Regions from separate parts of the Homo sapiens genome. Here region 2 is linked to region 1. The links are chromatin loops, found by intact Hi-C in ENCODE. Cell type or tissue: IMR-90. All regions are shown on one strand. Each heading gives the region's core, and the rest is flanking DNA. Links, peaks and the distances in the headings are about the cores only. Region 1 overlaps LOC124904265 (a long non-coding RNA gene). Region 2 has its middle 240 kb from the start of RBBP8.

The links. Peaks named below come from ENCODE experiments on the same cell type or tissue, not always from the same donor. Only the 100,000 strongest peaks of a DNase experiment are listed, where the experiment ranks them.
Region 2: a loop joins it to region 1, with 13 times the contacts of the local background. A loop is called at or near these places in 20 of 110 quality-filtered maps.

Annotation. Positions count from the first base shown.
Region 1 is chr18:22,557,400-22,560,318 of GRCh38, reverse strand. The region is part of intron 2 of LOC124904265 (a long non-coding RNA gene); the gene reads right to left. Among named protein-coding and RNA genes, the nearest start is that of CTAGE1, 140 kb to the right of the region's middle. In IMR-90, for the core only: no CTCF peak of the experiment used is centred there; a DNase peak (open chromatin) is centred at 1,168; H3K4me3 peaks cover 1,267 bases; H3K27ac peaks cover 1,226 bases.
Region 2 is chr18:22,691,014-22,693,932 of GRCh38, reverse strand. No RefSeq gene overlaps it. Among named protein-coding and RNA genes, the nearest start is that of RBBP8, 240 kb to the left of the region's middle. In IMR-90, for the core only: no CTCF peak of the experiment used is centred there; a DNase peak (open chromatin) is centred at 1,362; H3K27ac peaks cover 1,577 bases.

The DNA.
Region 1 (2,919 bases), core at 185-2,684:
ACTCAAAAAGGGCCAGACCTCTTCTCAGGGAAGACCGCGGGTGTCAGGGAAGAGGATCTGGCCCGCGCCCCGGAGCGGAGCGCCGGGCGTCGGCGTCTGCGGAGCCTGCACCAGGGCCTGTCACGGGAAGAGTTATGAAAAGTGCACGCGTTCTCAGAGACGATTACCCTCTTGCCCTCCACGCCTCCTTCCCAACCTCCCCTTCCACTCCCTGCTGCCCCCACTGGAACTCAAAGCATGATTAAAACAGAGAAACCTATAACGGGGATGAAATGACCCTCAAATGACTGCTTAATTACAGCGAAATGAAAGCCGGGGGGCTACAAATAACCAGGAACTGTCCCGGCTGTCACTGAAGAGGAGCCTGCGCATGAGTCATGAGTCATGAATTAGCCACTAAGTGTTCGCCGCCAGCCCCCGGCCGCCCGCCTCTGCCCTGCCCGAGCCGGGCTCGCCGGCCCTCCACGCCTGGCCCCACAGAGTCCCCCGCCCCCGCGGGCGTCCGGGCCGGGTCGGAACCGGGCGGTTGTTGTGATTCCCAGGGTTCCCCAGTCGCCCCCGGCCGCCCGGTGGGTCGCTGGGTCGGGGAAGGCTCCCAGGCTGCGCAGGAGACAGGCTGACTGAAGGAGCGCAGCCAGCGCGGCTGCAGATAAGTTAATGTACACAGAGAGGATGTAAATTACCACGACCCGCAGCAGCAGGACATTGGCCAGGGCCCTGTCAGGGAGAGGACAAGCGTCGGGGGCTGCGCGCTCGCTGACACCCACCCGGGATGGAGCCGCCAGGCGGCCCGGCCGGGGAGGACCTCTTGGAGCCAGGCTTTCCTTGAAAACAGCTGCGTGTCCCTGACACCTCCAAACTAATGCATTTTTAATCAGAGGAATTAGCTCTAGGCGTCCCATATTTTTCCAACCTCCCCCCACCAACCCCTGTCTCTTCCAGCCACGTCCCCCTCCCCGCCCCTAGGTTAGGGACTGGCAGTCCCATTCTGTTTCTTTATCGGGACTCTGCAGAGTCCCCCGCTGCCCCTACACCCCCGAGACCAAACCACTTTTAAAAAAAAAATCTCCCTCCCCACCCCCATCCTCCCACCAGCCCTCCTCCACCGCCGGGTTCGCTCCAATGCAACTTTCGCCCCCACCCTTCCCTCTGTTTATACAGTGACATCACAGCCCCTGGCTCTCTCCAAGACTCAAAGAAAACAGAGTTCAAAAAGGCAAACAGGAAAGCCCGCCGGTCGTGGGCACGGGGTGAGATTCGGTCCACCCGCGGCGGACCGCGCAGACGCGCATGTGCGCGCACCTCGGTGTGAGCCCGTCTCCACTGGGACATCCTCGGGAAAGGGCTGCCCAGGCCGTGCTCCCCGTCAGCCCCGGGGAACTCAATTCCCTTAGGGAATTGAAAAATGTCCAGTAGTCACATAAAAGAAAGTGAAAAGGTAAAACAGGTGAAATTAATTTTAACAATATATTTTTAATCTGATATATTCAAAACATTATTTCAATATGTAATCAATATAAAAATTATAAATGAGATATTTCATATATTTTTTCACAGTGAATCTTCGAAAAATTACACTCACAACACATCTCAATTCAGACACAAATTTTTCATTGGAAATACTTGATCTGTAGTTACATTTCATAAAACTTAGAGTTGAAAAAATTGATTCACATACTCACATTGTTCCAAAAATATTTAAGCATTTTTCAATAACTGAATCCAGTGTTAGTTCTTAAGTGTGAATTTACACTAATGTGAAATAAAATAAAATTTGAATTAAATGAGAATTTGGAGTTAAATAAAAAATTAAGTTTCTTTGTTGCCCATTTTAAATTCCTAACAGCCACTTGCAGCTAGCGGCTATCAGATTAAACAACAGGGATAGAGAGTAATAGAATCTCCAAACTTCAGCTCTTGTTAACATAAAGTGGAGATAATAGTATCTACTTTATGTAGGCTTGTTGTAAGAATTAAATGAAATACAGTAGAACAATGTATATTAAGTACTCGGTACAGGGCCTAGCACATAGTAAGTACTCAATAATGAAGGTAACTCTGAGAATTATTTCTCCACTTTGATTATTTTTGCACCCCCACCCCCCATCCTTAAACTCAGCGATTCATACTTCCTTCCTCCAGAACTTGCTCTTAGGAAGGATTGTTACATGAATTCGCAATAAGCTGCCAAAAATGAACAGAGTATTCAAACACTCAAGTGTCCTTCCGTCCCTATTTATTAGACACCCCTTTCACCCACAACATGCCTTCAGCTTCATTACTGTCTGTGCTGGCCACTCCAGATTTTATACATAGAACAGGTCTTCAATGGTATCTCTCCAGCTACCTAGTAAAGATCTTGCAAAGATATTTTTAACCCAATCCACCAAAACCTGAATTGATGCGTATCATCCCTCATGTGCCTCTCCTGTTCCCGCATTGGGTGGTGTTGCCATTCCCTTGAAAGCCTCAGCCAAACTCTGGCAGTCATTAGAGGTTCTTCTTCTTCCTTCATTGTTCCCCTCACCACATCCCCTTAGGCAATCACTAAGTCTTACAAATTCTACTCCTAAACACCTCCCAAATCCATTGATGTGTCTCATTGTCGACTGTTATCCTTCACTTAGATGTTGTAACTGGTCTTTCTACCTCTGCTTTGCCCCCCTTCAATTCATTCTTCGTGCTTCAGCAAGAGTAACTTTTCTAAAGCGTGAATCCAATTATGCAACAAGCCTGCTTAACACTTAAATGACTTTTGACTCTTCCACAGGGCCTATGAGGTCCTTATGGAGTTTCCTTGCTTAACCCTTTTTTCCTGTCTTTTAAAAAACCGCCTTTACCGCCTTAACCATCCCCCTCCTGCCCCCAATTTCCAGCCTCTCTGAATCTCTTCCAGTTTATCTAACACACCACGTTTCC
Region 2 (2,919 bases), core at 158-2,657, 130 kb before region 1:
AAAGCCTGGAGTCATCTTTGCTGGGAGCCATGAAGAGAAATGATGGATGACAGGCAGGAAGGTGTGAATTTCAAATGTGCTGACAGTTGGCCGAAGGTGTCTGTGTGTGGAGTTCATGTCAACTGCATGCTCAGCAAAACATCTTATTGTCAATGGCCCTGGGAAAATGGTCTCTTGTTAGCATCTTTCAATGACAACTACATGAAGGAGTCACTTGAATTTTTCCCTTGTCTAGATGTAGTGACTTGTGACCTAAGGAGTGCTAGTGAGTAGACAGTTATGGCAAACCTAGTTTCACCAAAGGAAGAATCCTCATTCTTTGCCCTAAAAGCTTGCTAGTTATGATGGAATGAATGAATGTAACACTAGCAGAATGCCGGAAGTCTTTAAGATGCCTGGACTGCAGGACCAGAAGCTCAGAATTCTGGGGGTCATAAACGTTTGACTTCTTCAGCGGAGATGGTTACATATGTTTTATTCATAAGACCCGTTGTCCACATTAGGTTATGGTGTTGAGAAGGGTCAACAAGCCTAGAAATATGTATTGTTCAATTCAGTAAATACCTATTGAATTGAATCAAGGCAGAATAGAAGTGTTTCCAGGTGCCTTGTCTTCTCCAAATGACTTTTTTTGTGTGCCTAGTAAGAGAATACTTGAGTTGACATCATGCCAAGTTTCAACCGTTGGTCATATATTTTCTAGATAAATGACTCTCGCTCCCCCTTTGGATTTCAGAGAGGAAAGACTCTCAAATTTGGGATGGGGCCCCAAGGACCTTCTTAAGTAGCGTTGACAAGTCTCCAGATGGGTTAAGGATATTCCTGATGTTAGGCACTGAGAAGTCTAGCCCCACAGTGTGCGCACACACTACCAAATCTTAGAAGACCATTTGTTAACAATATATTTTCATTATATTTTTAAGATTCTTCTTGGGTGGCCAGAATTTTAGCCATCAGCTGTAGGCTGGGATTGGGTGATAAAAACTCCATGCCTTCAATATTAAAACAGAGATTGGAGTCAAAAGAGGATCCATTCATCCTAGTCCCATTCCCTCCCCCTACTCCCTACTCACATGTTTTTATTGCACTCATGATCGCTAGTACTATTTACATTTTAAAGGCCAGTGGGATTTGAAGGCCTGTGCCTATCCATATTCTATATATTGGTACTGGGAGCTTATGTTAGATTTGAATTTTCTTACAAATAAGGCCAGCTGTCTCTGGGTCTGTAATGCTCTTTTAGGATCTTGGGGAAAAAAGGAGCCAGGCTGATATGAAGATTACTCAGCTCCCTTCCCCACCCACAGACATCTCTACCCATTCACTGAATGATTTGCAAGTGAGCTATGAAGAGAACTTCCCCGCCAGAGGTCTTAAACTATACATAAGGATATTTTGCAAGAGCAGCAGAACAGAAACAAGTTCAAAAGGACAGAGGAAAAATGCTCCAAATCTGTGGCAAACAGGATTTCACTGAAATTTACAGGATTCTTTGGATATGCCTTTGATTCATGCACTTATTTCCCAACACTTTGAAACTATTTCAAGTAGTATTAAAATAAATAAAAACTTTTCTCTGTAATGAAAAATTTAAAATGTCTACTTTTATAGACAAATTGAAAAATGACTATTGCTTAAGTTTGTTTTCTTAAGCTGAGTGTTTTTTTAATTGGGGGGATGGTTATAAGAAACTACATTCTCTCTTTCGCTCAACAATAAATGAAAAACACACTTTGTGATTTAGCCAAAGGAAGTTAAAGATGAATCTTTAGGGAGAGGAAGTCATGCAACTGTTATCATGTTAATCTTCCACTGTAAGAGTGGGGCTAAGAGCCAGATTTGCTGTTTATAGCAAATGAACAGAACTTGAATGGTTAAAGAAATCCTCCAGTTCTCAGATCTGGTGCCTGTAAGCCAGCTTGACATGTTTTCTAGTGTCCTTCTCCTTCACACATACTAAATACTTGAAGTGACTAGAGATGAAAGTTGGGTTATTAGATATGAAATGCCTCCTCATTTATTCCTCTTCAGTAAATGTCTCTGTGTAATCATGACCATAAGCCACCACGAAATTGCATTTCTATGTTAGTTTTACTGGACAATTCTCTCTTCTTAGTCTCTGCCTCAATTTTCTAATCTATTAATGGGAACAATGAAAGGCAAATGGAAGGGGGCATGTGATGACTTTAGTTTGGCATGGAAGCAGGGATGTGGATTAAGTGGTAGGAAAGACCTTTCCCATTTTCTATTTAATTCTAAGCTTCGTTATTTGTTTGAGTGTCTTTGAAATTCCTCTTTCATTGGGTCTCAGTTTCTTTCTTTGAGTTGAGTTCAATACCTTAGCTTAGTGATGATAATGTAAGAATACTTTTTTAATGGTTGAATTATCCTAAGATGAAAGGCATGATTAATAAAGAAGAGAGTAATTTGGGGGAACACTAAGAGAGATGATGGCATATTGGAAGAAAGTAGTCTGGGAGGCTAGCATTCTAGTTTCTACTAGTAACTTGCAGTGAGTTTTCAGTAGATCTCTCAATGGCTCCAAATTGGTTTTCTCAAAGTGACATGATAAAGTTATAGCAAATGACCTCTAAGAGCCTTGAAAGATTCAATTGAATTGGCATTATTCTGCCTTCCAGCTCTTGGTTCACCATAATTTTGTTTTTTGATTCATTCAGCAGATGTCCACTAAATGTGTACCATGTGTCAGGCCTGTTCTAGTAGGTAGAGATTCTGCAGTGAACAAAACTGACAAAGGTCATCTCCTATGGAGCTTACAGTCTAGTGTGCATAGATAATCAGTATAGAAACAAATGTATATGTCAGTGGCAAGAGATGTTATGGAGAAAACAAAGCACTGTATTTGAATAGGGGCTGGCAGTGATGGGGAAGGCAGAACTCTCCTATTTAGGGTGGTCA